Regions from separate parts of the Homo sapiens genome. Here region 1 is linked to region 2. Evidence: chromatin loops called from intact Hi-C (ENCODE). Cell type or tissue: Calu3. All regions are shown on one strand. Links, peaks and the distances in the headings refer to the core of each region. The heading gives the core; the rest is flanking DNA. Region 1 has its middle 470 kb from the start of KCNJ2. Region 2 has its middle 120 kb from the start of CASC17.

Evidence for each region. Hi-C counts contacts between places; a loop is a spot of excess contacts. Peaks named below come from ENCODE experiments on the same cell type or tissue, not always from the same donor. Only the 100,000 strongest peaks of a DNase experiment are listed, where the experiment ranks them.
Region 1: it touches region 2 in a loop (16-fold over the local background); 15 of 110 quality-filtered maps call a loop at or near these places.

What each region holds. Positions count from the first base shown.
Region 1 is chr17:70,628,748-70,645,520 of GRCh38, reverse strand. No RefSeq gene overlaps it. Among named protein-coding and RNA genes, the nearest start is that of KCNJ2, 470 kb to the right of the region's middle. In Calu3, for the core only: a CTCF peak has its summit at 8,840 (motif pointing left); a DNase peak (open chromatin) is centred at 8,810.
Region 2 is chr17:71,075,106-71,091,878 of GRCh38, reverse strand. No RefSeq gene overlaps it. Among named protein-coding and RNA genes, the nearest start is that of CASC17, 120 kb to the left of the region's middle. In Calu3, for the core only: no CTCF peak of the experiment used is centred there; DNase peaks (open chromatin) are centred at 6,438 and 7,458.

The sequences.
Region 1 (16,773 bases), core at 4,958-12,957, 450 kb after region 2:
CCAGGTCTCTGATTCAATTAACAATTTCTTCTAATAACAATGGCAAGAATAATTATATCCAATATTTATTGTAGACTCACTGTGGTCAGGCATTAATCTAAGCTTTCTAAATAAGTGTGATCAGTTAGTGTGCATGTCTTTCAATTCTCACAATAATTAAAAGAGATACATGCTATGATTTTCACAGTTTTAAAGGGCAAAACAAAAAAAAAATCAAATAACTTTAAATCGAGTAAGTTAGTTGAGTTGAAACTCAGACCCAATCAACACTTAAATTCATGGTTTTCATCATATATCATACCTCCTCCTCACATATTAGGAACTTTATAATACTAAAAAAATTAGAAATAACCTCTCCAGGAAACAGAGTTGGAAATAATTGGCCAATACAAATAATTCTATCACTCAGCCTAATACAAACTGCTCAGGATATTAAAAGACTTATTTAGAAACGGGCCAGTTGTATATGTCCTTACAAATTTAAGCAGTGCACACATGCCATATGTGTGCGTGTGTGTGTGTGTGTGTGTGTGTGTGTGTGTCTGTATGCAGGGCAAGGGTCTTCTCTTTTTTTTCTTTCTTTTCTTCCTTATTTTCTCCAGGCAAGAGTTTGATGCCAAGCCTGTTTACAAAGTTCAGCTTTGGGGTCGTGAGAATTTTGCTGCAAACAACTGGCAGTTTTATGTTCCTGAGACTCACAAAGTTTTCATCCTCTTCCTGGTCTTTCTTTACCATCATGTCTCTTAACCTCTTTTTCTTGACCTGCCCCAACTATTGTTTAGAATCATATAGGGGAAATCTGGACACAGAAAGCTAGAAATTCAACTTATTACCTGAATTTTATTGCTGGAACACATTTGACAATATTTCAGTCAATTTTTCCTGTAATGGGATCTATTCAGGCAGTCAGATAATAGTCTCCTTTTGAGCAAGCTAGATCTCTGGAGATAAATATAATACAAGTATTAGAGAGATATGGCTCTATAGAGGTTTTTCTACAATCAAACAAAAAAAAAGTAATGAGAAGGGGATAACTTAGTAGTCTTAAATATGATTCCCTGTTTTGTGTCAGACTTACTTCACACACAAATCAGTAAATTGTGATTTCAATTGATAACTTCAAAAATAATAAAGAAATTCTCATGGAAAGAATGGTCTCTGTAAGACAGAGATCTAGAAGGAAGTCTTTCTTAACTAAAGGTCAGGCCACAATTTCCGGCACTGGGTATATTGTACTCTCAGGCAATTCATGACTTCAAGACACCAACTAGCTTTCAGGAGTAAAAACAAACAAACAAAAAACTGAATAGACGGTCTTCAACATACATGCAAACTGTTTTGGATTTGTTTTTACACTAGCTGTTTGAAACTTGGAACATGTTTTTCCCATGAAAACAATAATATAAATTGTGGCTAGGTTCTTAAGATACTTAAAAAGAAGGCTATTTAACTAATAATGTCTTTGAAATAGAGCACAAATGGCATTAACCGTACATCCAGTTTGCGGTTACAAGTGAGTATGGGGAACCACTGAATGAAAGAATATGGGAAAAGAAATTTTTCCCATTTTGATATGCAGTACTGAATCATCTATAGATATAGCAAAATAGCATTTGTTGATGGCTTTTTGTCTTTGTGTTTTGAAGTTTGAAAAAATAAGAAAATTTAGTATCACCATAAAATTAGAAACCAGCAATAACCACCATTAATATATTGGTAAATGAATAAAAAGAAGCCAGTTGCAAACAAAATACCTGGTATAAATTGTTTGCCCCTCCCTCTCTCTTTCTCACTATTTGCATATAAAAAATTTTGGAAAGATGAAACAAATTTTATTTAATTTTTTATTTGTAAAAGTTAAATTCTGTTACAATAGTTGTTTGGGATATCGATGATGATTTTCTGGGTATGAAGACTTCAAATTGTATTTGCTTAGACAGAGTATCTGTTATTTAAGCCTTTAGATAGATATTCCCAAGTAGCTCTCTAGGAAAGTGATTCTAAGTTGCATTCTCACCAGAAGGTCACACAAGTAGCTGTGTAAAAATTTTGTAATAGGTTTGTTTGTTTCCAGGACTATTTTATTTTCCTTTCCACCCCTTCCCCACTTTGGCTGCATTTTTTGTCTCCTACCTAAAAGGACCTGGTGCATTCTAGATTCTCAAAGCTTCTCTTGTACCCCACACTGTGGGGTATTACACCATTACTCTATTGCACCATTACTATGACTCCATTACACCATTACTCAGAAATTGCCCCTTATTCAAAACTCCCACTGGAGTTCCAAAACTTGCATCTCATTATCTGTAAAAATTCCCCAATGAAGGGCATTCACAGAGCTAAGATTCGTTTTAGGCACGTGTCTACATTTTGAGGTTTAAATATTTTCTACAGTCTGTTTTATCCATAATTCCACGTATACTAAAAGTACTATTTCAAAGGAACAGCTGAAGGAATGGATTAAAAACTACATGGTGGCTAGAAATGGTGAATTATACTGAGAGAATAGTTTTCAATAGCTTTAAGATATTTGTATGTTTTGTTGAGATCGCCCATTTCTAAGACATAATCAAGGATGTGATCAATGACTTATGTAAAGGAGTTTCATTCAGGGTTGTTTAAAATATCAGATAAAACTAGACACAAACGCCAGTTATAACACATTTATGCAAAGGAATAAATACCACATATGAAGGATGCTAATGGCATACAGAATGATAGCGATACAGAATTAAGTAAAAACTGAAATATAAGAGTTCACAGCCTCATGAATTTGTTAAAATTAGATATATAAATATATCCACCAAACAGATCCATAGATAAATTTATCCTGATTAGTAGTCATTTTGGATGTTGACTATACATAGCAATTTTGGTTCTCTATTTCAAATCGCTTCACAAAGATTTCCTGTATCTCTCAAAATTCAAGCGATGAAATACAATTTAACAAAATTTTATAGTTGATAATAAACTTTCCCGAGCCTGTCTCTAAGAATTTTTGTGTAGTGGATGAAAACTTGCTATAAAACAAAAATTCAAGCAGTACGAGTAGATCTTTTTTGCCTTTGCCATTTTTCCTCCCTGAATGGGGCAGGTGCTTGTTTTATTTATTTATTTTTTTATTTTCCTCCCCTCTCTCTATTGCATAGAATAAAAATAAATAAATAAAGACACACAAGCTCCTTGTCATTGCTATGCTGGGCAACAGGCATTTCAACTGGGGTTTATGAGGTAATAAATTATTGTTCCCTGTCCTGGCAAGTTACTTTTTTGAAAGGCCACATCCGGTCCTTGGGGCACCAGCTTTTATTATGCATTTCATATTGAACCAAAGGTCAAATTAATTGACCTTATCTATGTGAAAAACCAGCTGGTTGCCTAGAGAAATAAAATCTTTGACAGAGAGTTTCGGGACAAGAAAAAAAAAAATAGGAAATCTCAATCCCATGGCAGCTGGAACCTTCAATTAGAAAAAGAGTAAATTTGGAGGAACTTAATTTTTGAATGATCAGTTAGAATCAATAACAATTACATTTTCTCTAAGGAATGGTAGAGCCAATGAGATCCCACATGTTATCTGCATCTTCACACATATTTTACATATCACAAATTTGAGGGACAGCAGAAGAGAAGAACCGTTCATTTGGTGGACTCTGAGGCCTAATGTGGCAACCCATTTTATGGAAATAAGAAAACCATCCGGGTTCTGAAAGAAATTATTCTTGACCTAAAAGAATCAAAGTTAGGGCAAATCTCCATCTCCCCCAACCCAAATGCAAAATAGATACTCTATGCCTTCTGAAATATAGTGGCTTAATAGAATAGAAGCGGAGGCTAATTCCCTTTTCTAAAACTTCTGTACCTCCACTTCCTCATCTGGTAAATGGGATAATAATTCTTGAATCTCAACATTATATGTATGAATCAAATCAGACAATATAGAAAAAATCTTAGCACTTAAGTTCTGGCAATAAGCAATGAAAATGTTAGACTTCTATACTACTTAAAAGAAGAGGTAAAATGATTATCACTGGTTTCACTCAGAACAACAAAATATAATTTTTCTCTACCTGTAATAGAGCAAACTAAATACATTTTTCTCTACCAGTAATAGGCAAAAATAAATAACTAAATAAATAAGCTTATGTCACCAACTTCTTAATGTATTGCTTTATTTCTCTTCTTTTGACTTATGCACGCAAACATAGCCCTTGACATATTTAATGTGAAAAATGATTTAGAATGGTGAGGATAGGTATTTTGACACCATTGCCAATTTGTGACTCTGATATGTTAATTTGATTCGAATATGTAAACTTAGCACGTGTCTGAAGAAATAGTGAGATGGGGGATATTGATTAGGCTTCCTTGAATAAATTCTGCTAGGGATACCCCATACCAATCCTTGTGTCTCTTATTTTAATGACTGAGCAAAAGTCATGACTCTTCTCTCTGAAAAAAAAAACAAAAACCATTTTACATTAATCATATGTCAACAAAGAGGACAAATCAGATATGATGAATGAGATTTTTATGCTGCATCAAAGCGCACGTCAGGTGGAGGCCTGCTGTATCATCTAGTATGGAAAAGATTAAGCCACACAACACACATCTGCTTGGTGAAACGCTGAAAAAGTTAATGGCTGTGAAAAAGAGTTTGAACCCCTAGCTGAGGTCAGAAATGGGGTGATTTAGTGACTTCAGTAAACAGACTTTCAATAGGGGTAAAATGAAGTTTGGTTTCATTTGCCCAGTACATATAGAACACCAATAAAGTTTTTGGTGCTCAAAGATAAGTTCAAAGCCACTTAAAAGTGAACTATTTGTAAAAATCAGTCAATTGTTAAATAAATCCATAATTAATCACTTCATCTTTTAATCTTATCAAACCCAGGATGTAATTTTAGAAATGGAGACCTAAAGATGAAATTACTCGGCCAACTTAGAAAAAAACATAGAAGAGACAGATGACCCTTTACCCCCGAACACTGAGCACACAAAGGTTGAACCAAACACTCTGAAACTAACAGAGCTGACTTTCATACCTTCTCTAAATTCGTATGGAAGGGAATGTGATCTTCCTATGCCAATTCATATGCAAAGTTGATTTAACTTCACAAAACTATGGCAATGAATATGCTCTTTTAAATTCATAGTTTTTGTGTATCAGGTGGGATTTGAGGTTCAGGACAAAGAAAGTCAAATCAAAAGAAGGAAATGACAGAAGTCAGTAAAAAAATCAAAATTTTGGAACTGAGAATTTGGTGAAGAGCAGGATTAAGTAAAACTAGATGCCGCTGAGAAGAAGGATTTTCTATGATTTCAAAGATGTAATGATAAAAATTCTGTCTACTTGGTAGAAAGGACTGATAACATATCTCTAGAAACACATGTATGGATGAGGGCATAGAAATATTCTTTTATGAGATGCTTTGCTGGATCTTGAGCCATAAGGTAGATCTGTTGGCTTACCATATTTACTGGAGGAATCTGATCCAGTTAACAGTGGCTGATATTTCAAAGTCATTTGTATTTCCTTATGAGTCTTGGAGAAGGAGCAAGCATGGTGTCTTTAGGGGTGTAAAAAGACCAACTTGGGGATCTGGAGCTGATCAGATTTCCTTGGCCTCCGTGGCTCCACGTTTCCTGGTGGAAAGCAGGAACGTGCGTGAGCTGCTTTGACTCCAAGTACCCCAGGAACCGTCAGTGAACCTGAAAGCCCCCACATCTGGCTATAGCTTACTCTTGTTTGCTTTCAGTTCTGCACACAGACGACCACCCTGACTGTGAATTCAGGGATGTCCCAGCCTTCTTTATGCACGGCCAGCGAGGTGCAGAATCTGAAGGCTCACCTGGTCTGAGGGTGAGGTCCACCACATTTTCAACTTGCCTTTGTTTTTGTTAGTATTACTCTTTTTGAAAGGGATTTCTGCAGGGGAAAGCATACATTCATCATCATCTCTCCTTGGCCTATTCCTTCTCCATTATGTATAAACTATGTTCCAGCAAAGAAATGGTCAGTGCTTTACAGCAATACCCCAGACACATAAAACTGAAGAACAGAAATTTCTGATTTAGATACCTCAAATAACAATTTACTTCCAAGGAGTTTCATTTAGCCTTATGATGGTTCAGTTTTTTGTTCCCCAAAAAATTTTCTACTAGGAGTATAAATTGAATAGAAAAACAGATTTCCAAAGAATCTTAGACAATGATTAAGTATAGTATACTGCACTTAAAAAACCAATATATGAGCATGAGATAAACACACACTGTAGAAAAGAACAATGACCTGAATGGTCGGGTAGTTAATAGTTAGAATAATCAGTTACTCTTTAGTTTTTCAGAAACTGATTAGTGTTTTTTTTGTTGTTGTGGATGTTGTTGTTGTCCGAGAAAGCCATCAGTTTTTGTTGTTTCTTTTGTTTTAAGAGCAAATAAACAGAACTGAGAAAAAAGTAATTAAGCAATGGTCCTTAAAAAATAAGACAATGAAATTTCTACCATTTTTTTCTTTTCTTTAAAAAACATTTTCTATGAAAACCCTGAAATTCCAAGGATATAGCATCAAAACTACTAGTAAAAGGTGAAATTTTTACTTATTAGAGTATTTTGCCTATCCTAAAACAAACTTGACATATTTGTAAATACAAATGACAGAATATTTTACATATTAAAATATAATATGTATATATAATATATAATATGTATATATTATAATACATGTAATATGTAAATATATAATACATATTTATGTGTGTATATATACATACACACATGCCTTATGCCTTTAAGTACAATATTGAATAACCAAAATTTTCTGTTGTATAAAGGAAAAGAGAGCAAAAATAGAACAACCAAATCACCAACTGCATTTTACACTTTCTTCCTTTATATTCAAAAGATGTATTAGATTAACACAAGTTGGAAAAAAATATGGGTTATATTGAGGACTCACAGTACTACTGTGTCTTTAGCCACATTTTCAGCATCTCAGTCTTCTCCCTGCTGAATAGCTCAGAAGGGCTCTGCCTCTTCTCTTTTGTTGCCCTGGTAGATCCACGGAAGTCTACCTCACTGCCTTCTACCTAAAGGGTCCCGGCTGGCAGAATTCTTCCAGAGTTTGATTACCTTATCTTTCTGGATTGTAAGTGCCTATAAGTCATACTCCAGGTGTCCTTTGATGAAAAATGCTGTTTTGTAATTGTCCAAAGGCTGGCAAGAATTTTTAACAATTGTGTATGTTCGTTATAATTAGAAAATTGGTAAGGAGAGGCAATGTTCTTCTGAGCAGACAGGACTAATTCAGAGTGCCCGGCATTCCTGGTAAAGAGCTCTTTCCACACCTAAGCATCAAAGCACTAGAGGTCTTGATCTATTAGATGTGAGCCCTGGAAAAATGCCACTTATTGGAATTTTTGTTCCAAATAACCAGAATTAAGATTAAATGGATAGGTATGGACATAAGAAAAGAAATCATGAAGGAGAATGTTGTAGTTCATCACTGATGAGGAAATCAAATGAATCTGTTTAAGATTTATATCATCACTGTGTCTGTGGTCATCAGTCAACATGGACAACATTACTCAAATGTTGTCTAAGTTTTAATTGCAGAGAATATGTGGACCAATAAGTAAAAACATGTAGACCCTATTCTTAGAAATAAGTAGGGTTGCCTGTTATTATAATCTCTTAGTAATAGAAGTTTTAGTTTTAGAATGATACTTTCTAAAATATTGATGGCAGGTGTTCTCTATTTAAAAGATTATTATGATTAATCCTTTTTTGGTCTAATTTCTCAGGCCTCAAAAGTCTTTTTAATTGAAAAGCAGGCAATGATGCACTTTACACAAGACACATCTCTAAAAACTTGTATAACTCAGAAAATGGAAAAAGGCAAATCATTATTTATTTCAGTAGCCTGTGAGCATCTTACAGAATGTGGTATGTGAAAATAACAGATCAAACTGTGACTGAATCAATAGATTTCACCTTATATTAAATTGTGTCTAATATAATATTTTTGAAAAAATTCTGGTTCTTCTCATACCTGTATCAATCTTTATTGAAAGAGTTTATACAGAGAGTTGAGAATGTGATTGACATAAAATTAGACATAACAAATGCCTGATTATTCAAAGTAAGGAAAGAAACTGATGGATTAGAAACTACAAAGCAAGCCTCGTTTTTGGATAGAAAGACACTGCAGTTCCATTTTTATTTTTATAATTTGCCTTCCTAATTAGATATTGCACTGGGTGACACTAGAAAGTGCTTTCATTTCCTGAATGGTAGAAAGTGTCATCAAGATGGTAGCAGGGAGAATGCAGATTGGGCCATTAAATGGTAGCATTTAGTCTAAATGGTTCTCCTGTACTTTGAATATCACCCATACTGAAAGCACTGACAGCATCATACTGATCAGTTTAGCTTTCCATGCCTTGGTAGTTTCAGACATTGCATGCTACACTTATGTCTGGGCTAAGATAAATGTCCGTTAAGTCTCCAGATGTTGCTACCTGTTCAACTTTTATCCATGTGCACTTATATCCATGTCTGGAAATGTTTAAATAAATGGTAAAATTTTTTTTCACTTTATTTCTGGATATCTCAGTATCCTGGAGTCCTGTCCACAGCCAATTTATATCTTTCTTGATTTTCATCATAATACTGGGAATTCTTCCTCTTACTGTGTATAATAACATCATATCATAACATTAAAAACTGTTTGTTTTCCAAGGGTAGTTTTTAAACCTCCCAATGAAGAACTGATTTTAACTGATGTGCTGATACTTCCACCTGGTGGCTGAAGTGGAGAATACACTCTTCTCATATTGAAAACTAAAGAAAATTATTCATTGGTGCTCTATAATTCAGTGACTTGAGCATTTTCCATGTGCTACCCGCAGTAAACAAAACAAGATGAGTAAAAGTCTCATTTTTGATGTAATAATAATATAATTAATTTAGAAATCACTTCAGTATACTTACTGAAAAATATATTTATATTTAGTTTTTAATAAGCGTTTTATTTTTAGAATAATTTTATATTTACAGGAAAGTTGCAGAAATAAAACAGAGTTCACGTATAAGTATAATCCAGCTTCCACTTATGCTAATAGCTTACATGACTGTGGAACATTTGTCAAAGCTAAGAACTTGACTTTGGTTACATTACTATTAAATATTTCTATTGACTACTTTCAGACCTCATTTGTATTTCACCAGTTTTTCCACCAGTTTTCCACTTTTCTGTTCCAGGATCCAGTCCAAGTTAGCACATTGCACTTTCTATGATGTCTTCTTAATCTCTTCTGGTTCATTTGTTTCAGTGTGTCAGATTTTCATACCTTTCCACAATGATTATTTTGATAGTAATAGAACAATAACATGATCAACAAGAAAGTGAATACGCTATGTGTAGGTATGAGACAATCATTATATTCTTATGTGCCGACTTTCAAGGTTTGAAAGATTTTAAGAATATTGGGGAAATGACAATGTTTGAGAATATAGACTAAAACTATGCTGAGTTCATTTAAAACTATAAATCTAGGAACAAAATCGTCTTTGTTTCTTTCTGGTTGACCTTTGGGCATCTCTAACATGGTGCTGTCATTCAACGGCTTGAATGAGTCAAGCGCTAAGTGACCAAACTGCTACTTAAAGAAAAAGGTGAATGGGAGGAAGAAGGAAACAAGTATTACATATAAGGAGATTAAAAGACAGAATGACATGTTAAAATATATATATCAACATCATTTCAGTGTCCAAATGTAGGCCTGTATTTAGGGAGACTCAATCTCTTTAGTCCCCAGTGACTTATACCTTTCCAAGTATTCAGAGTCTACACCATTTGTCTGGCAAATTATGATTTCTCACCTAGTGAGAATACATTGTTACTTTTATATTTAACTCACAAAAACTAAGTTGTCCAACCCACCCTTTTGTAATTACTTGTAAATAAGAATAACGCCTCTTAATTTTACCCTGTTATATGCTTAGCATAAATATACACAGAAAGACAAAATTATTTATTTCACTCATTCATTAATTTCATCATTCATCCCATAAATAGTTAATATACACCACGTGGAAGGCATTGCTCCAGTTGCCAGGCATGTAGAAAGAAAAATACAACAGCCCTGATCTCATGAAGCTTCACAGATTCTGAGTTGAAAATAAAAACCTTTTGATTGAACATGAAAGAAAACACCTGTCTATACCATTATCTTTCTTCTTTTCAATGCATTTGTTCTGTCACTACTTTTCATGAGAAAGCCCAAGAGTATTTAAAAAAACCTGTTTTATGATCAAATAGATAAACTTGAAATATTCAGATGTAAGACTAAATAAACTGACTACCTCTAACTATATCACATAACTCGATTTTTGAGTTATACAAGATGTGTAAAGAGATTCTGCTGTCAGAAAAGTAGAACCATTTGGTAACTAGCACTTGGCGTTTGTAGGAAAAAAAGATGGAAATGCAAAGAAAATTATGACTAAGTGTTTTGGATAAAATTAAGATTATCTAGTAATTTAGTTTATGATAAAGGAGATATTTAAATAAGGGAAGAAAGGATGAACTCATCAATACACATGGATAAAAAAATTCATTTCTTTCAGAAAAGAAGTAACAGACTTTTTCTAAACCACAAAACCTACATAAAAAGAAGTTTTTGATAAACTACATGGTTTTGAGGGGAGAGGATACCACTCAACACCTAGAAAAAAATCTGAATTTATTACTTAAATAAGAGAGAACTATGTTTTTTAGGCACCATTTCCCTGATTGCAAAGCAGGAAGCTTATTTTGTATGAGGATTTGGAAGAGGTAGAGCCAGGGACCGGCCGACTTTCAAAGTCAGGAGTTGGTGGATCTCAGCAGTGGAAATGTGCTTATTCAGGTAAGCTATTTGTTGTTTTTTCAGAAACAGGGTCTTGCTATGTTGCCCAGATGGAGTGCAGTGATGTGATCGTAGCTCACTGCAGCCTCAAGTTCCTGGGCTCAAGAGATCCTCCTGCCTCAGCCTCCCAAGTAGCTGAGACTACAGGTGTGAGGCACTACACCCTGCTCAGGTAAGTTTATTGTTGATTGGCCAGCTTTCAGAAATGTGTTCATGGAGTAAGGCTTTTGCTCACCATCTGACTTTGAAAAATAGGTGACTTCCCTGATTGATTTTCAGAAACATGATCACTGACTACAATGGCCATCAGTCTTGAAACAGATTCTACAAATAACGTAATTAAGAATGGGGAAAAGATCTGAATACATACTTAACCAAAAAAGAGATACACAATGGCAGATAAACCTAGGGGGGAAAAGACACTTAACGCTGTTAGTCATTAGAGAAGTGCAAACTAAAACTGCAATGGGATACCACTACACATGCATTACACTTGCTACAATGGAAAAGACTGATCATAATAAATAATGGAAAGGACATGGAGAAACCGGGACCCTCATAAAATGCTGGTCAGAATGTAAAATGCTACAATTGCTTTGGAAAACAATTTGGCAGTTTATTAAACAGTTAAACATATTCCTTTCATATGGTCCAGCCACTCCACTTCTAGATAGTTAACAGAGAAAACTAAAAGCATGTTTATACCCAGGCCCATACACAAATGCTTACAGCAGCTTTATTTGCAATGGCAAAAAGTGGAAACAACACAACTGTTCAAAACAAGTCTGGGTAAAAAAAGTTTGTGCTATAGCTATATGATGAAATACTACTAAACAATGAAAAGGAATGAGGTATTGATACACGCAACAAGACAGATAAATCTCAGTAGTTTAGTTGTGCTTAGTAAAAGACATAAAAGGGTGCATATTGCATGCTTCTATTTATATAAGTTTCCAGAAATGCAAACTAACTTTTAGTGACAGAAAAAGATTGACACTTCTCTGTAGACAAGTGTGGAGGGTGGTGGAAGAGATTACAAAGAAGCCTGAGAAAACTTTTGTGGTGATAGATATGTTTATCTTCTTGATTGTGATGATGGTTTTACAGGTAGATATCTATTTTAAAACTTATCAAATTGTACATAATAAATATGTGCACTTTATGTTAATTAAACATCAATAGAGATGCTAAAATTATGACCCCAATTTGATCATTACACATTGTATTCATCTATCAAAATATCACATGTATCCCATAAATATGTACAAGTACCAGATATCAATAAAAAACTATAGATGAATATATTTATAAGAATATATTGGCCAGGCACGGTGACTCACGCATGTAATCCCAGCACTTTGGGAAGCTGAGGAGGGCGGATCACCTGAGGTGGGGAGTTCAAGACCAGCCTGACCAACATGAAAAAACCCTGCCTCTACTAAAAATACAAAATTAGCGGAGTGTGGCGGTGCATGCCTGTAATCCCAGGTACTCAGGAGGCCGAGGCAGGAGAATCACTTGAACCTGGGAGGCGGAGGTTGTGGTGAGCCAAGATTGTGCCATCGTACTCCAGCCTGAGCGATAAGAGCAAAACTCTGTCTAAAATATATATATAAATAAAGACAAGTAAGGACTTCCTAAGAAAAAACCAAAATATCAAAGACATAAAGTAAAACTATCCTGATTATAAAGTTTTTAAAGTTTAAGTCAGATTTGGATACATGAAGAAAAAAAAGAAAAAATACTGTAAACAATGTTAGCATGGAAAAATTAAAATTGAAGAAAATATTTGCAAAACATTTAATAGACAAATGAATAGTATATGAATATACAACAAGCTCTTATAAATTAGTATAATGGTAATAAACAATAATAGAAAATGGGAGCAGGATATGTCAGAGGGATTCTGACTAGCCAATAGCATATGGAAAGGTATTCAACATCAGTAGGAGCATCGCGCAAGACAACATATGTCTACTGGACCATTTGAAAATTACCCAGTTACTTGCTTGTCTTCCTTCCAAATAGAATCTAAGGGCAAGGTGTCTTGCTCTTGGTAACATTTAATCCCCACTATTTAGCCCCATTTCTGAGAAATAGAGATTTAAAAACGATTTATTCAATGAAGTCACCCCTCCTCCCTCTTTTATGACATAGCCTCTCTTTTCTTTATTTTTTGGCTGTCTTCAGGATCTTGTGCTTTCTCTTCCCCCCCTTTTAAAATCTGAAAAATAAGGGAAGGGTTTCTTTTCTTTGACACACCTGTTCTATTCTTTGTCTCTTGACTATCATCAGGTCTTGGAAGCAATGTATGTTCTGTTACTGAATATTTTTGACTGCTATTCCAAGGCTCACTGACATCATTATGTAATGGAACAATATATCTAACGAGCCAATCTCTGATTTTCTTTTCTTAAAATTCATTTTTTAATTTGCACAATAAAACTCACATTTTTGGTATTAAGTCCCAACTTTGTCTTACCATTTCCATCCATCAAGTAGGAAACATCATCAGTTTTCCCACCTAAGTATCTCTGAAATGAATAAGTCTGTTTTTTTCCCCAGTCTGCCATCACTACCACATATTAGCAAACAACTGCAACAGCCCCTTTCCCAGGTTCCCCTGGGTCCACTATTGCTCCCACCCATTGAGTCTCAGTGAAACCAGTTGGTGTGATCTTTGCATACGCAAACATGCCATTTTCCTTCCTGAGCTATGGAATAGTGACCGCTTGATCATAAGGAATAAAATCCTTAACGTAGCTTAGAGGGCTTCCCTAATCTACCACTGACAATACATCTAATGTAGTAATTTTCTGTTGCTGTCATAACAAATGACCACAAATTTACTGGTCTAAAACAGCAAAAATGTATTATCTTATAGTTCTTGAAGCCAGAAGCCCAACAGGAGTCTCACTGTGGTAAACATCAAGGTGTCTACAGGGCAGCATTCTTTTCTATAAGCTCCATAGGATAATTCACTTTCTTGTCTTTTCTAGCTTTCAGAGACCACCTGGATTCTTTGGCCCTTGACCGCAGCATTTGTCTTTAAAGTCAACAGTCATGGGCCAGTTCTCTGTCATTTGTGGAATCTCTCCTCCCTCTTCTAATTCATTCCTCTGACTCGTTCTTCTCCCTCCCTTTCCTACTTCTAAGACCTCAAGTGGTTTCACTGAACCCACCTCGACAGTCCAGGGTCATTTCCCCATTGTAGTCAGAGGATTAGCAATCTTATTCCATCTGCATCCTCAATTATCTTTTGTCATGTAGTGTATTCACAGTTTCCAGGATTAGATTGTTAATATCTTGGATAGTGGCCCTGGCCTCATTTAATAACTACTCTACTTTACTGTCTATCTACATAAAACTCCCTTCTGTTTTTCAGAGGAAAAGATGGTGCCTGGTGCTGGGCTTCACACTGTTCCCAGTGCAGCAAAAGTTCTTTCTCTCAGCCATTAATCTTTCCCCCTACCTGGTTAAGTCTCATTCTTACTTCATTCTTTATATTAAATGCCACTTTGTCATGGCGGTCACGTTTGACTTTTCCAACCTTCAATATCAGGGCAAATCCCTTTGTTTTAGCATGATCTACTACTTCTTTTCATTAAGTTCCTCACATTTGTATCACTTCCCTTGTGAAATGCAACTTTCATGTTACAACATAGTCAAAAATATTCATTAACAGAGCATACTTGCTGTAAAAAACCTGATGATAGTCAAGAAACAAAGAATAAAACAGGTGTGCCCAAGAATAGAAACCCTTCCCTTTTAGTTCATAGATTTTGAGAAGGGGAAGAGGAAAAAAAGATCCTGAAGAGAGCCAGGGACAATATCTGCCTTGTCTACTCTGGCATCCCAGCACCTAGCAGGATACCTGGCAAATCAGTGGTGAGTACATTAGGAATTGAAATGAAATTTTTACTCCTTATCTCAATCATCATATTCCCTCTGCCTTGATTCCACTTCTTCTACCACTCTACTCCCCAAAGTTTTACTCTATTTGACTAATTTCTACCACCCTTTTAATACGCAACCATAGTGTTTTCTTTTTTTGTAAGTATCTCTCAATGCACCACTCTGAGCTAGGTGGTTCAGCCAAAGGATTTCTAGAGCATCTCTCAGTCATGGCTCCAACATTGTAATAGCATTCATCATCAGTTCTACCTTGAGGACAAACAATATATTCTTATTAAGCCATGTGCCTCCAGGACCTGACACAGGCCCATACATGGAAAGCACTCAATAAAAGGTGGAAATAATCAATTAATGAGTTTCTTCCTGCAAAAATAAAATTGCATCCATTTATTTGCAAAACAAAATCATCAAAGTTGTTGAAAAATGTGTATGCTGATAAAAAAAACTCTTCTCTCTCTTTCTCTCCGTGTGTGTGTGTGTTTTTAAATTAATTTGTTTTATTTATTTGCCATGAACCCATGGCATTAGAATAAAATTCATTACACTTGAAAATATAATATAGCTGTGCTACCACAAGATGGCAGGGGAGTATCGTGCTCGCCATGTGCACGCATATTACATAATAAGTATTTTTTATATATATATATATATGCAGTATATACACACATATGTATTATATTTCATGTTTTTTTCCCTGAATAATCAGTACCTATTAGTGTAGAATAAATTACTAACACATGAATCCTGTTCTCAGTATATTACACAGAGGAAAACTCTAGCTAACCTTTTCACTCTGCTTTGACTAAAATTCAAGGTATAATCACTTTCTCAACTCTTTGTTTTCTTTCCTAGAACTCTAGTAGGTACCATTTGATGCATGGCTGCTATGAACCAGGAATCAGTTCCATAGATAGTTAATATCTATGGTTTTCCAAGGGGAAACTGAAGCTAAGAAATGTTAGCTATCTTACCTAAAATCACTTGATATAATTTTGAGCTTAGCATTTAAACCCAGGTCTTTATATAATTTAATTTCAAAACTACCATTATTCCTGCTAGGCAATTCTGCCTCCATAGCTCTGTGTGTGTGTGTGTGTGTGTGTGTGTGTGTGTGTGTGTGTGTGTGTGTGTCTGTGTGCATGTGTGTGTATGTTCTCTTCCATAGTCCTATCTTTTTACTATTGTCTGTTTTTGAAAGGTAAAATTACGATCCAACCAAAAGATTTTTCCTCAATCAAAACTTTGAAATGGACTTGCCCTCTCTGTCCCAATCCCAACCCTTTTACATTCAGTAGTCTCATCAAGATGGACCAAGCTAGAGAATGTCCTGTGTCTTCCTCAGAGCTGCAGGAGGTCAGGGGGTAATGATGATGCCTAAACTGAAGTCAAGAGATCTGACGTCAAATAGCTTGTGATCAGCAGAGCTGAGAAAGATAACACTTTTAAAAGCAATTCTACTTGGACACGGTGAAGTTGGGAAGAACTCTCTTGCAAATAAACATATAACTAACAAATTTGATAACCAAGCATTTTATACAATAGGTATGGGATTTTAAAATAAAGATTCAGAGATGAATGGCTTGTTTTAACTGTAGCAGATTTTGGACACAGTCAGTAGTCATTTAGAAACCTGGGGGCACCATTTTCCAGAGATTCTGAATTTTGCCTTCTTATTTTTGGACTAGATGACTCTCAAAGTCTCCAGAACATGGATAAGTGAAAGAAAGAATTTATATATTAGACAGATATCAAGGAGCTTGAATCTTTACTTTTGTGATTCTGAGCAATAAGATTGACATACATGAATTTTAAGAGTCTGTAGAAGAAGCACAATATGGTACAGAGACAATGACAAATGTCTTTACTTGAAACAATTAAAAAGAGATTTCACGGCCGGGCGCGGTGGCTCACGCCTGTAATCCCAGCACTTTGGGAGGCCGAGGCGGGT
Region 2 (16,773 bases), core at 4,089-12,088:
TAGAGAAGAGGATCAAGGCAATAGCTATGCAAGTAGTGGGCATGGTAGGGTAACCAACTAGGCCAATTTGCTTAGTACAGAGGAGGTCCCCAGAGTGCAGGACTTTCAGTGCTAAAACCCAGACAGTCCTTGGAAAATTGGGATGTTTGGTCACCGTAGCACAAGGTAAAAAGTTCAGTAGGTGCATTGGTAAAGAGAATGAAGAAGCTCAGCTTGATGGTCACAAGATTTTCATATTATGAGATGAATAGAAAATAGAGTTAAATGGCAAGACGGAGCAAGGTTTTGATGGATCTTGAAATACACGTAGGGCAATGTGAAAAACACTAGGGAGTATTGGCCAAACACATTTAACAAATGTGGAAGAAAAAAATGGTCTATGCATCAAGAGAATTGAGTCTTAGTTCTGGTTTTGCCACCAACTCTGACTCCCCCTCAACTTTTACATCTGGGGACTCATTTTTTTTTTCACCTGTAAATAAGGCGGTTGGAGCAGATGACCACCATAGCCTAGGGTGGCTGCAATCGGTTGCGATTCAACTGATGGCAACAAAGCTCTAATATCCAGAATCTGTAAGGAACTTAAACAAATTTACAAGCAAAAAAACAAAACCCCATTGAACAGTAGGCAAAGGACATGAACAGACACTTTTCCAAAGAAGACACACATGGCCAACGCATATATAAAAAAACTCCCAATATTGCTTGTCATTAGAGAAAAGCAAATTGAAACCACAATGAGAAACCATCTCACACCTGTCAGAATGGCTATTATTAAAAAGTCAAAAAAATAACACAGGCTGATGAGCTTGTGGAGAAAATGGAATGCTTATACACTGCAGGTGGGAATGGAAATTACTTCAGCCATTGTGGAAAACAGCTTGGCAATTTCTCAAAGAACTAAAACAGGATTACCATGCTACCTAGCAATCCCATTATTGGATATGTACCCAAAGGGATGTATATCATTCTACCTTAAAGGTACATGCGCACGTATGCTTATCACAGCACTATTCACAATAGCAAAGACGTGGAGTCAACTTAAATGTCCATCAACGGTAGATTGCATTAAAAAACTATGGTACATATACACCATGGAATACTATGCAGCCATAAAAAATAACAAGATAATGTCCTCTGCAGGAACATGGGTAAAGCTGGAGGTCATTATCCTAAGCAAACTAACATAGGAATGGACAACCAAATACTGAATGTTCTCACTTATAAGTGAGAATTAAACTTTGAATAGAAGTGGGCACAAAGAAGGGAACAATGGCCACCAGGGCCTACTTGAGGGTGGAGGGTGGGAGGAGGGTGAGGATTGAAAAAGTACATATCCTGTACTATGCTTATTACCTGGGTGACACAATAATCTGTACCCCAAAACCCTGCACCAGGCAATTTACCTAAATAAGAAACCTGCACATGTACCCCTGAATCTAAAATAAATGTTTTAAAAAGCATCATATTATATACCATAAATATATAGAATTTTTGACAATTGAAAAATAATTTATAAAACAAATAGAAGAAATTAAAATGAAATAGTTATTTCTAGAACAACAAAAAAGGAGCCATTGAAGACTTTCACCATACTGGTGGTCCAAGAAGAAAAGCTGTATATTTAGGTGAGAACACTAGAGTATCATTGGTTTCCCTATCATCTGGGAAGCTTTTCATACATTTCTCCAGCACTATAACTTGAAAGTCTCCTAGCAATACAGATTGATAACATGTCCTCCCATTTCTTCCATGAATAGCAGTAAAAAACTGTAGGCAGTGGGTTCCTGAATTCTCTAGGGAGAAGTGTCCAAAATCCAGTTAAATTGAAGCTACTTGTTCATTACCTTCAGAACATTAAGGACATTAAGATATAATTATTTCCAAGAATTCAGAAGAAAGATGGCAGTGTAGAATACCTCCATGAGCACTTTCCTTGAAAACACACTTTTATGAGTTACTGCCTCACTAACAGAACCATCATGCTAGAATTTTGTGTCACTTTCAAAAGGCAGTTTTGACTTCGGAAACTGGAAAGAGAAAGAATGATCAAGACGGGGAAATGAGGGTGACAACTAGAGACAGACTCTCTAGGGCTAAATAACTCAGTTTTTATCTCATCTGAGTTCACTTCCTTGACTTCTATAAATAGAAGAGATTATAAGACTTTTAGCTACTATCTCTTAAGAAGCTTATCTGTTGACTTCCTAGATCTCATTGGCAGAAATACTACTCTATATTTAGCATTTATAAACATTAATTTAGCCAATAAACATTTAGTGCTAGAACTTAATTTCTTGCCAGAATAAAAGTATCATTATAAATTGTCATGGAAGAAAGAGAAAATAATAATAATGCTTTGGAAAGTTCAACAATGAGAGTAGTCATGCAAAAAAAGAGTGATTGCTTCTGCTCTCCATGTTTAAGGGAAAAAGAAGGAACATCTTAATTACACTAACGGCTTAATTTTTTTCATGTAATTACAAGTTTAAAGTTTTTCTTTGCTGCTAATTTTGTATGAAACATATTTGTGCTAAATATTGCCTTACCATATACCTAGAGATGTTTATTTACACAGATGCAGGATATTTTAATTTAGGGGGAGGGGGTCATTGAAACCAGTCCCCAAAGCCAACTGCTCTTCAATTCCAATGGTAATTTGTGGCTTTTCTTAGATTTAGTGGTTACAAAGGAGCCTTAGACTCTGTTGATCATAACCGATACTACACCACTATTTTAAATGAAATTTAAAAAAACAGAGTTCTTACTCTCGTAACCCATTAAATATTTTAGCTCACTTTAAGTGGATAGAGCAATGGCGGCAAGGAAGAGGTGGAGGGAATCTGGGTGGTATCACACAAGTGAAACCAGATTTCCGCAGAAGGGAACTACTTGTCCGGTTTCTTTATCTTTGCCAAGAAAACAAACTTGGGTCTGCATATAAAATAAAATAAGGTAGTAATAAAATAAATTAGGCAATGAGCCAAGTTTAGAATTCATTTTCTTCTCGTTTTATTTCCATGCGAACATCTATGCAGAAATATTTACGTGAAGACAAAATATTCCATTGTATATGTAACATATAATTTATTTAATGAAATATATGTAAGTTTCTGCAAACAGCGACATTCATACAGATGCTGTTCATGTCACAAATCATAAAAAAAGAAATATTGATCAAGAATAAGGGAATGGGCTCAGAAATGTAAACTTTCAGGATGTTTGAAAGTCTCATTTGAATGATATCCTAGCGATGAGATCTTTCATACGTTATCTTCACTCTCCTCCACAACTAGCTGAGTATTCTATGAAAATAAGAAAAACATAAACAGAAAAATCTCAAAATAGTGTCAGTTTATATTCTGACGAAAAGGAACAAGGTAAAAAAAGGCCAAGAAAGTAAGTCTTAGATAGGTGCACATATGTGGGGAAGAAAATTCCCTTTTATTGCAATGACAGCTTAATCAAGGACTTGATTTGATCATTAAGATTAAATTTTTCAATTTAAATTGAGAAATTTTAATTTAAAATTTTAACTATGGAGCACAATTTTCTATGAAATGTTGTCTGAAAGCAGTGGCAAGTTTAATTTCATACAAAAGTCTTAAATGTCTATGAATGTTCAGCCTTTTTCTATAGAATCCCTAGTAGAGACTTGGGAACTTCTGTGACTTCTTTCGGATGAGGATTCAGACAGTATGAATATGACAATGTTTTATCAGATTTTGTTTTCAGGCTGATATAACTGGTATCATATTTTAACTTCCTTTAAAGAAATCATGTTTGACTCCATGGCTGAAGTATTCAGAAGCTGCCTGGCTAATTTTTTGGCTGAAAGAATCATACTTTATTTCATTTATTTTCGTTCAGTGTACAGAAAACATTTCTTGCCATAGCTCTGTCACTAGCTTTCCCCACTTAGCTAAGAAGGAAAAATAACATATTGTTATAACTGGCATATAGTTGTAGCTTTTTTAGAACTCCAAATATTAATTAGACTTGACTAAAACACAAGAGTTCCTGAAATGAAAATTTTGTTGGAGTCGAGACAACAAAAAGGTTAAAGAGTTAATAAGCATTAAGATTTAAAATAGCCCAGGACAAAATTTCTAAAATGCTATAAAATATTTAAAATTATATGTTTAAAACCTATTGCTTAAAATCAGTATGTTGAAGAGTTATCTGCACCCCATTTTCATCACAGCACTGTTCACAATAGCCAAGACATAGAACCAACCTAAATGTCTATCAATAGACAAATGGATAAAGAAAATGTGTATATACATAATGGAATACTAGTCAGCCATCAAATAATGAAATCCTCTCATTCATGGAAACATGGATGAGCTTGGAGAACATTATGTTAAATGAAATAAGTCAGGCAGAGAAAGACAAATACTGAATGTTCTCACTCATACATGGTAGCTTAAAAAAAAGTTATGTTCATAAAAGTAGAATTGTGATTATTAGAGGCTGGAGAAAAGAGAGGTGTTGGGGTGTTGTGGGGGCAGGGGAATAGAGAAAGGATGCTTAACAGATACAAAATTACAGCTAGACAGGAGAAATAAATTCTAGTTTTCTATAGCGCTGTGGAATGACTCTAGTTAACAATAATTTATGGTATCATTTCAAACAGCTAGAAGAGAATTCTGAATGTTCTCAACATAAAGGATAAATGTTTTAGGTGATAGATATGCTAATCAATCATTACACATTGTATACATATATCAAAATATCACTCTGTACCTCCTACATGTGTGCAATTATTATGTGTCAATTAAAAAAATTAAAGATCCGAGCATCCAAAAAAAGTTAAGTAGTATGATATCACCATGGTAACCAGTGAGCATGAAAAAAAACCTACCTACTTCAACTGTATCCTTTACACATAACTACAGAATGGAGAGTAATCATATTGAGAAAAAAATGGAGAGATGAAATTTCATATAATTATACACTTGCTTGGGCCAAAGACAGTATACTGCTTGATAACTAAAAATGACATGTATAAAATATTTAAATGTTGGGTATAAAACTCTCTCTAAAATAGAAAATAAAGTCTGATTGTACATTGATAATATTCAGCAACATATACATGAGCCTGTAATTACATGTTTGTTTCTAAAAGTTCCTCTTACTGCATATCAATATTACTATTTAGACCCTTTACAATGAAAATCAAACACATAATTCCTATGTGAGAAAGGGATGTTCTAAAATTACTCTTCCATTACCTGATGCCCTAAAATGATTAAGGGTAGGGATAGACATACAGAATTACTAAAACACATCAAGAGTAATAGCAAAGAAATTTAGTGGTAAAATGCAAATTATTCTCTTTGAAATCAGGTAGAGAAAGGAAGTCCATCACAACCACATTTGTTTAACATTTTTAGTACAGTACAAGTAAGACAAGTTGGAAATATGCAAGGTATACAAATTAGAAAACACTACAGAACTATCTTTCACACACATATGTCCAAAAATATAGATGAGAAAATTCACTAGGAGTAATTGAGCTTAGCAGGTTTGCAAGATTTAAGATTCATGTGCAAAACCCAATTGCATTTCTAGCCACTAGAAACAAAGAATGAGAGAGTTATGAAAAACTTACCCTATTTACCTAAAAACCTATAATTATTCAATCAAAAGATGCAGAAGACCTTTAATATTAAATTATAAATCTTTATTGAAAAAAGCTAACTAAAAAGAGAGTGAGGAAAACTTAATATTGTAAAGATTTCAAGTTCCCCCGGATATATACAAGATATTTTCAGTCAAAATTTCAACAAGTTTCATCATAAAATGTGACAATCTGACTCAATGGCATTAAAAAAAGAATCGAGTAACAATAATAACACAGTAGGAAAAGGAATAAGTGTTTGTCATGCAAGACATATAAACTTATCATAAAGCTACATTATTTAAGTGTAAATTTTTTTTTACACTACATTATTTATGTGTAAAGGATACAGTTGAAGTAGGTAGGTTATTTTTTCATGCTCACAGGTTGCCATGGTGATGTCATACTAAACTTTTTGTTGTTGCTCGGATCTTTAATTTTTTTGAATGACACGTAATAATTGTACATATTTAGGAGTCACAGAGTGATATTTTGATATATGTATACAGTATGTAATGATTGATTAGCATATCTGTCACCTAAACATTTATTCTTTCTTTGTGTTGAGAACATTCAGAATTCTCTTCTAATTGTTTGAAATGATACAATAAATTATTGTTAACTAGAGTCTTATTAAGTAGGGTTTGGGGAAATGGTTGGTTTACATGTGCCTGTCTCAGAGCGCATAGCCTTTTGCAGTTCTATATTGATGGTGGAAGTTCTATTCGACTTTTTACCTTCAGCAGGCTTTGGGCTTTGACTTCTGACTCAATTCTGACTTCTGACCCTTCTCAATTTGACTTCTGACCCTTCCCTGCCCCCTTGTGGTTGCCAGAGCTAGAGGCCAAGTTTGCCAACATAGGTAAATACCATCAGCACTGCATTCCAGTGCTTTGTTGATAATTATCTTAGTGCTATCTTCCCTGTGAATTTTGGCACAGTCACTCCTTAATATCTTGACAGCACGGCAATGTGCTGACATATTGTATTAGTCTGTTTTCAAGCTGCTAATAAAGACATACCCAAGACTGGGTAATTTATAAAGGAAAAGGTTTAATTGACTCACAGCTCCACATGGCTGGGAGGGTGGGAGGGGGCCTCACAATCATGGTGGAAGGCAAATGAGGAACAAATTCATGTCTTACATGGCAGCAGGCAAGAGGGCATGTGTAGGAGAACTGCCCTTTTATAAAACCATCAGATCTCCTGAGACTTATGCACTATCATGTGAACAGCACGGGAGAAAAACCCGCCCCCATGATTCAACTACCTCCCACCAGGTCCCTCCCATGCGGACTGCTACAATTCAAGGTGAGATCTGGGTGAGGACACAGAGCCAAACTATATCACATATGTTTCAGCAATGGAGCAACTAGAGTGAAGAAACAAACCAACTTATATATGGAATCATGATATTTGACAAAGATGACCTGGCCAATTACTGGGAGAAGGAGGAATTAGTCAATAGACAGCACTAAGCAATTGGCTTCCCATATGAAAAATAACAAAACGGTATTTCTATTCTATGCCATATGTAAAATGTTGTAGTAGAAACATTAAAGATTTAAATGTGGACTTCCATTTTAGTATTAATAGGCTATGTTGTTGAGACCAAGTCACTCCCTGAAAGCAACTAATGAAGCAGAAAAACTATTTTAGTTGTCATTGAAAACCGAACAGCAATGATAAGATAATAAGGAGTGACACTGCCAAAATTAATGGAGAAGCAGGAGCCAAGACAGCTAAGCAAAGCACCAGGACACAGGAACCACTTTTTTCCTGATGGCGATTGCATACATTGGCAAACTTGGTCTCTAACTTTGGCAACCACCAGGGGGCAGGGAAAGGATATTAACTGGGTTCGATGTCAAGGCCCAGTAGCCTTCCCACTGCTCCCAGTAGGAAGTCAAATACGGAAATTTCTCACATCAATATGGAACCTCCCAGGCTATACAATGTGGAGCAGCACTAAACCCCTTTCCCAACCCCTAGGGAACGGAATAGATCACCTTAGGAAGAGTGGGGTGGTTGTTATTGAAAAGAAAAAAAAAATTCCTGCAATAATGTTGCCATGGGTCGACTCTCACAGAACTTTGCGATCCAGCTTCTAGATACCAAGGTGGAGAAGGGTCCTTAAGCTGTGCATTTAGCTTGAAGCTTTCTGGGGCTACAATGTCCCCAGGTGCAGAGCAGAAGCAAATGCAAATCCTTACCCATGTGGTATCTGAGTTCAAATTTTAAAAAAGGTTCTTCTCCCATAAGACGTTACTTGCATCTACCCAAAAATTTATGCGACAAGTACAAGAATTTAAGGCATCTGTAAAGTGCTTGGTAGTCCATTTAGATGTGCTACCTGGAGGCAGTGCACAGCCTGGACAACTTTGTACTGCATCCCTAAAGTGGAATCTCATCCTATTTCTTAAGAATGCCCACAAATTGTGTTTAAAGGACAAAATAAGGTGCTATTTTGAAATTCAAATATAACAATAATCGCAACTAGGTAAATAAACTAAATGTTTCAGTTAAAAGTCAAAGATAATCAGGCCAGATTATAAACATAAACAAATTACATATTGTTTTCAAGGCATATACTTTGAGTATAAGAACACATAAAGGTTTAAAATAAAGGGGAGAAATATGTAAATAAATAACAAAAAATAACAGAAATAGACTAACTTTTTTTTATATTAGTAACACTTTTTGTGTTAAAGAGAATCACTTTACAATGATACAAGCTTCACTTTGCCAGGAAAGAAACACCGTAACCAGTTTAAATGATTATGGCTTAAATGACATAGATTTAAGATACATTAAAACCAAATTAAACAGAGATAAAATACACATTATTTACAATTGCATCAAAAGTTGGAAGTACTAAGGAACAAATCTAACAAAAGTGTAAAATATCTCTAAGAAAAAAATATAGAACTACTGAGAAATTTAAATAAATAAATAAATAAATGGGATGACAGACAATGTTCATGGAGTGAAACCTTAATATTGTAAAGATTTCAACTCCTCAATCTGATCTCTAGGTTTAATTCCATCCCAATAAAAATCGTAATGATTTTCCCATTGGTAGGCCTTGACAAGTAGATTCTAGAATTCACATAAAAGTGCAACAAATTATAAATAGACAAAAACTCTAATAAGAATCAAGTTAACTTTCTGTTCCTGTTATTAAGCCTTATTTTGAAGCTATAGTGATTAAGACAATGCAGAATGTGTGCAGATAGGTATGTAGATAAATGCAAAAATTTGTGATAACTCAGAAATAGACCATATTGTATATACTCATTGTATGACAGTGGTGGTACTGCATAGTTAGGTTAAAAAGTACACATTTTAAAACATTTTGTATTTTAATTTATCTTAATTAAAAATTATTTTATTTCATTTTTATTTTTAGTTATTGATTCTAGACTTTCAGAAATGTTGCAATATTAGTACTTTTCTAAATAGCCTTCACCCAGATTATCCAAACATCAAACTTTTTAGGATACACACCCACACATACACACACATACACACACACACTGAACAAAATAAAGATACAAAAGGATGTGCAGAATAGGACTCCATTTGTATAAAGTCTAAAGACAGATAAAATTGAACTCAATTTCTGAAAGGTAAATAGATAAAACAATAGAGGAAAAAAAGAAAATGATTCTCATCAAAGTCAGGATAGCAGTTACCTCAAAGAGGCTGATTATCATCAAAGTCAATATAGAAATCACCTCAAACAGGTGAAGCTATCACAGAAGAGGTATGGGTGATTTTTTTTTTCTTCGAGTGCAGGTAATATTTTATTTCTTTAATTAGATGATGTGGCTTACTTTACTGCACATATATGTTCAATTCATTTCTTCATGTAAAACACATTTCACCATAAAATTTTTAAAAACATTTAAACCAGAAAGAGTGGAACTTGAAACAAAAGGTAACTTTAGTTTTATCAATTCCATAACAATTTAGTTTTATCAATTACTTTAACAAGTAATTCTTTAATACTGGTAAGTTCTACTTTATTAAAAATTTCTTTAGTGAATACCATTCTTAAGATTTTACAGGAACCCTTCTGGCCTGAAGTTCGGTGGTACAGTACCCCTTTGTCATGTTATTTATTCAGAGTTTCATAAACAATTATTTGTTGCTTGGCTAAATAAGTGTCAAAAAATACATAATGCAGTTTTTGGCCTGGAGAAATTTACAAATAAACACAATATTAATTGATTATTAATTCATTAATAAGAAACTAATTAAAGGTAGGACCTAAAGTACAACCACTACATCTTCACCAGGCCACTCACCAACCTGTTGACTTTTGTACCCAAATACTTTACCCTCTTGACAATGGAGGGGAATTAGTTACACTCCTGTCTAAAGTCTACCCCCTCTAACCTGTGCTGCAAGAGCATTACTCAGCAATTATTTCTTTGGCTACTATATTATCAATTTTTTCTTTCAATTAGAGTCATGCTCATCATAAATCAAACATTTTGTTATTTCTTGCATCCTAAAAAAGCCCTGTATATCAAAAGTCCAGGAAAATATTCATTGTATTTAATTCTTACCATTTCACATCTTTTCAAACTCACTTCAACCAGGCTTTTGCTCTCAGCCCTCCACCAGAACTTCTCCTGTAAAGGTCCACAGGGACTCAGTGTTGCTAAAATCCATGATTAATGATTAGTCCTCATCTTATTTGATCTGTCACCATACATTTGACCCAGTTGATCACGCCTTCATCCTGGAAACACTTGCTTTGTTTGGCTTCCATGATGTCACTCTACCTTGTTTCTTACCTACTTTATTGGCTTCTCATTCTCAATTTCCTTTACTACATTTTTGCATTCCCCTCAATGAAGCGATGTTGTTTCTCTGGGGTAATACCTGAGGTTCATTGTCCCACGGCCATGTAAGTTTAATAGGCGAAAGAAAGAGAAGAGCTCTCCGTGCAGAGAGGGGTCCCAGAGAAAATGAGTTGCTGCTTCTGCAGCGAAATGCAGAAGGTTTTATGGACGAGCTTTAGGAGGCGGTGTTTGATTTACATAGGGCATAAAAGATTGGTCGGACCAGGTGTGCCATTTGCATAGCCCCTCAAGAAGCTGGCCACCCCACCCTAAACTTTTATTATGCAGATATGTTCTCTACCTGGCCGGCATCATGTTGCCTACCCCTTTACTGTACACGAAGCAACAAAGAAAAGGGAATAAGGGGCCTCCACGTTGAACACACCTGGCTTCCAGGTAGCCCTTTTCTGTTGGCACAGCTGCCGGCATTTCCCTCATGCAAGCTTCCGGCTTCCTTATCTTTTTTTGCAGCTCGATTTTTCAGGATGCTGTTTGTTAAAAAAGAAATGATTTGGCCCGGCACGGTGGCTCACGCCTGTAATCCCAGCACTTTGGGAGACCAAGACCAGCGGATTGCCTGAGCTCAGGAGTTCGCGACCAGCCTGGGCAACATGGTGAAACCCTGTCTCTACTAAAATACGAAATTTAGCGGGGCGTGGCTGCATGCACCTGTAGTCCCAGCTACTCGGGAGGCTGAGGCAGGAGAATTGCTTGAACCCGGGAGGCGGAGGTTGCAGTGAGCCGAGATCAGGACACTGCACTCCAGCCTGGGCGACAGAGCAAGACTCTGTCTCAAAAAAAAAAAAAAAAAAAAAGAAAAGAAAGAAAAGAAAAGAAAAAGAAATGATTTGGGGGCTGCTTTTTGTTAAAAGGGAAATTCCGCCGAGGACTCTCCTACCCTCATATCTGCCTAAATAATTTCTTTTTAGCTCCTGTATCATCAGTTTCTAAACATTGGATGGGTATGTCCCAGAATTCATGGTTATTTTTTTTTCTACCTACTTACACTCAATGCCTTGGTGATTTCATCCAGTAGCATGGTGTTAAATCACACCTACATGCTAAGGATGAGCACATTTTTACATTTTCAGCCCAGGGTGCACCACTGAATCCCAGACCTCCGTTTGGATGTCTACCTAACAGAATTACTGAGATTTCTCCAGTAGCGTCCTACCGTCTCACCATCTCAGCCAAATCAAAACTACATCCTTCAAATACCTTCATGTCTTTCTTAATCCCTCCCTTTCTCACACCCCATATCGAATTTGTCAGTATATGCTGTCAGCATTTTCTACTCTCTGTAAACAGTATTTATATAATATTTTCTTGGATTATTTCAGTCGACTCTACCTCCAAGTTTCTCTCCTTGCTTCATCTTACTCTCCCCTAGAGTCTGATCTCAATACTGCAACTGGTAGGATGTTTCTAAAACAGATTACGCCTCTTCTCGTCTCAAAACCCTCAAAATGATTTCACACTTCACTCAGAGTAAAAGCCAGTCTTTTGTTTGTTTGTTTGTTTGTTTTGCTTTTGTTTTGTTTTGGTTTGGTTTTTAAACTTTTATTAAGTTCAGGGGTACAAGTGCAGGTTTGTTACATAGGTAAACTTGCGTCATGAGGGTTTGTTGTACAGAAGCCTAGTACCGTTTGTTATTTTACCTGAACTTCTCCTTCCTCCCACCCTCCACTCTCCGAAAGACCCCAGTGTGTGTCACTCTCCTCAATGTGTCCATGTGTTCTCATCATTTAGCTCCCACTTATAAGTGAGAACATGTGGTATTTGTTTTTATGCTTCTGTGTCAGTTTGCTAAGGATAATGAAAAGTCAGTCTTAAACAGCCTACTAAGCATCTATGATCTTGGCTCTGAAGTCATTTCCCACTTGCTCGCTTTAGTAGAGCCAAGCAGACATACAACTCTTTGCTGCTTGGAGCACGGGCATGACGCCTCCTTAACACCTTTGCACTTCCTCCTCTCTGGCCTGAAATATTTTTCTCCCAGATTTCTGTGTGGTTCATTCTCTTGCCTCTCTTGTTTAAATATCAACTTCTCAGGGAAGAAACCTACTGTAAAATTGCAAGTCTCCACTCCCGGTACTCACAATCTTCCGTATCCTGCTTTATTGTATCCCTGAACACTGACCAAGATATAACACACAGTATCGTTTCCTTATTCACTGTTAGTTGCTCCACCCTTAAATGTATCTGTTATTTTCACTGATGTTGCCCCAGCTTCTAGAAGAATGTCCAACATATAGAAGATGCTTAAGATATAGTTGTTCAATGAATTAATTGTATTGCTTTATATAAACTGTAAATCCTTTAAAGTTTGGAGATGGGAGAGAAAAGTATTAGGCAGAGGAGTTAAAGAGTTTTGAACATATACAGTTCCTGCTTGCATTTTACATGCCATATGTGGTTGAAATCAAGCAGAAAGAAAAACACCCACATTGGATGGATGGGATGAAAAATAGGCAGAGTTTAGAAGAAACCATCTTCCTTCAGAATAAGATTTATGGTTTCTAGGCAGTCCCTCATCACCATTTTGGGGTATAAAATAAGAACTTTTTTTACTAAGATTCTGATTCTCCAAGAATACTTTTCCTTCCTAAGGTTCTCTTGCCATGATAAATCAAAGACTATGAACAGATTAGCTGTGGCTGAGAAGCCTAGTTGTCTACCTGTATCTGGGACTTTTTTCTTCTACAATAATAACACCTTACTATTTGACTAGACACATGGCCCCCTTAAGTAGTAGCTATAGTTACATTCTCCCTGGAAACTAGGTGCAGTGATTAAGTTCTGGCCAATGGAATATAAGGAAAATTGTGTGTGAGACTTCTAGGGCACACCATTAAGGTGTAGGGGCATGCCCTTCTGCCCACTTTTTCAGCGTCATGCTGCCTGGAATACAAAGTTGTAGCTGGGGCTTAAGGAGCCATCCTGGACTACGAGGTATTAGTCCATTATGAAAAATGGCAGAGCAACACAATGGAAAATTCTAGGGTCTCGAATAATTGAGAAGCTGCCAAACCAGCCTCAGGCTTTACTTCTGTGAGAGCAAGAAATAAACCTCTGTGTTTAGGCCACTGGTAATTGGGTTTTCTGACATTTGCTGTTACCACTAAAATTGCTATCTGCTTATCGCTAAAATAGAAGGTAGTAATATTTATTATTACTAAAATCTCCAGTTATCCCAAAAATGAAATTTCTTCTCTCAGATGTCATATAATAATATAAAGCCACTGGTAAAACCCAGTTACTAGCAAAGCTGAAAGAACACTGAACTTGGAGTCCCGACAGGCTTAGAAACCTCCCACTGTTCCAGCATTAACCCTTTAGTTGATAGATTTTAGAGAGGTTGGGGTGGTCCTATGGGCATGACCAGACTGGCTTGGCCAGGCAAGGAGTTTTCAGGGAACTTGGAGAAGGGGCTCTTTGTCAACCAGTCTGGAAGGTTTCAATATCTTAGCAACTTGAATATCTGTGAAAGTGAGGATCATTTCACTGTCAACTTCCTCTTCCTCTAATAATAACGCCATGCAAGTGAAGTAGGAATTCATCTCCTTTGACTTTTATTTATGTGTTTTCAGTAGAAGTAATCCCACTCTAGGAACAGGGTGGAATACATGACACTAGGTAAAATCTGTCAGAAAACCCAATTGCTGAATCAATCTCAAGGTCAGTAAATTAAAAACCCAGTAAATATAAGACACATTATCACTGCTAAAGAAGCGCGATCTATGGCCATTTATATTCGATGTTTTAGTGACATAAGCTTGGAACTGCAGGACTCATAAGTGGAGCTTGAGAATGAAGCCAACACAGTAGAAAGAATATCATTCAGTGCTGAGATGCTGGGTGCCAGTGACATCTCCCGAATCCTGAATTCAGCCATACCTGAAACCAGGAACTATCTATGGACTTTTAAATATTCAAAATAAGAATTTCTCTCTTTCCTCTTAATCTAGGTTGGGTTGATTTTCTGCAATTTGTAACTGAACCATTCCTACCTGGTATAATGTACAAGAATTTTAACCTTCAGATGCATCAGAAAAGAGCGTTCTAGATAGAGAATAGAATGGGCACAGATGCAGAAAGGTAGGCATTATTTTTGTAAAAAAAAGTCTTATAGATAACTGGGAGTAGTTTGAAGAACAAATTAAGACAGGAAAAATTACAGAAAACAAGATAAATGAAAATACTACTGAAATGTTTTAGTTGAGTTGATGATGTGGCTATAAATTAGATAAATGGCAAGTAGAGCCGCCATAAGGTGAAATAGATGATGAGAACAAGCTTAGTACATTATTAAGGGTTTGAAGTTTTATTGTAGCTGGTGTTTAAACCCAGTGATTTCAGTTTCCCATCTCTCTGCTTTGACTACCCAACAACAACTTCTTCTAATGTAGAGAAGTATCTGCCACAGAAGGATATCCTAGCCTATGCTAAGGAAGATGTGCAGATGTATCACACACCAAGAGGTGGTCACTAAGTCAGTCTGCTACAAAAGCACTTCAGTACTGCCACGTAGAGAAGAGATGAGAGAGAAATGGAAAGGGGTAATTTAAAGTTTAATAGAATAATTAAAAATTCACTAAATAATTAGAAGATTAAAAAAGACAAAGAGAAGAAAATGAGAAAGGAAAAGTGAAAGACTGACCAAGATGGTTCAACCTCCAAGAAGTGTTATGGGGCCAAATGAAAAATGAAAATATAGGCCTTTTAAAAACATAATGTAAATTTCAAGGTGGCAAGAGCAGAACATTAAATAAATCCCGGGGCCCTTCTAAGTGCAAGACCCTATGGATGGCACAGGTTTCCCAACCATGACGTGGCCCTTGTCCAGGAATGGAATGGATGAAGGCAGTTTTTCTTAAATAAATCTTCTGATACATAAATAAAACTTGTTTTGAAAAAAATCCTAAAGGTATTTCATTGGCATGATCGAACTGCCGTTTGCTAGTTCAATTATGAGAAAGGAGAAGGGTTGTTTTTAAAAAACAAAAACAAAACTTGTTTATGAGAAAAGATACAATAATTCTTTATTTTACTCTACCTACACATTGCAGCTGACCACCCTGTATTCAGTAATAAAACCCCTCATATTTAGCTCCTTAAACTGTCTAAACCCAAATCTTCCATTTGGGCTATGCACTAGCATGTTCAAGAATTGAAATTTGGATATTTCTAAAGGTAATTTTAAATAGTTTTAAAATATATATTCACATTAACTATTTCAGAAAGACAAAACAAGTTTGATATTTAAAAAGAAGGAAAATGTTTTCACTTAGCTAGTTTTTTGTAATATTTTGGAAGTTCTTTGTTAAAGGTTAGAAATATTGAAGCTTGTAGAAAGTTTTTATATCTGGAAGGATTAATAAAAGGATTTTAGATACATTTTACCAAAATACACAAATGTCAGCTCCCTTTTTTATACAATTCCATTTCTATGAAAACCATTTGAAAATTATTTCTCTTTTATAAAAGATTAAATTCAGTGTTTTATTGCCTAGGCTCATCCATGTATTCATTCTGGAGAGTTACAAATGGAGGTTGTGGAACCAGAATATCTGGGTTCAAATCAATAACTTTGTCACTTACAAATGGAACTGGGTATTCCAATCAACTTTAATTTTCTTATTTTTGGGAAAGGAATAATGATAGAAGTAATCTCTTCAGGGATTTGTGATGGCTATATGGGTGAATAGATGGAGAGCAGTGAAAACAGTGCATTGGAGACTGAAAGAACTGAATACATGCAAAGATTATTATTCCTTTATCCATTCAACAAATACTGAGTCTAGACTATAATCCATGAACTTGGTTAGTGATGGGCCACCAAGTGTAAACAAGACAGACATAGTTCCTTCTCAAGTAGAGTGCACAATAGATCTCACAAGGAAGATCAGCAAACAGTTATAATACTGTGTGATAAACCTTTGTATAGAGGAGAGTATCATGCTATGAAGCACTCAACAGAAACACCGAATGCATCTGAGATGGTTGTGTTGCCTTGGAGAAGTGTGTTAGAAGATTATTCTTTTAAGAAGAATATGCAGCTGAGTTTAAATTAATAAGTGGTAGTCAGATAAAGGAAAGAAATAAAAATATCAAGGCAAAGAAGACTAGCAAACAATATGAAGGAGTGAATAGCACAATCAAAGAACTGGGAGATATTTAATAGTGCATTGCTTATTCTGGGCAGTGGTAATCTAGTGAACTACAGAGATAAGCAAAAGCCAAATCGTAACAGCATGCCGAGGGGTTTTATTTCTATCCTAAGGAAGATGTGCAGAT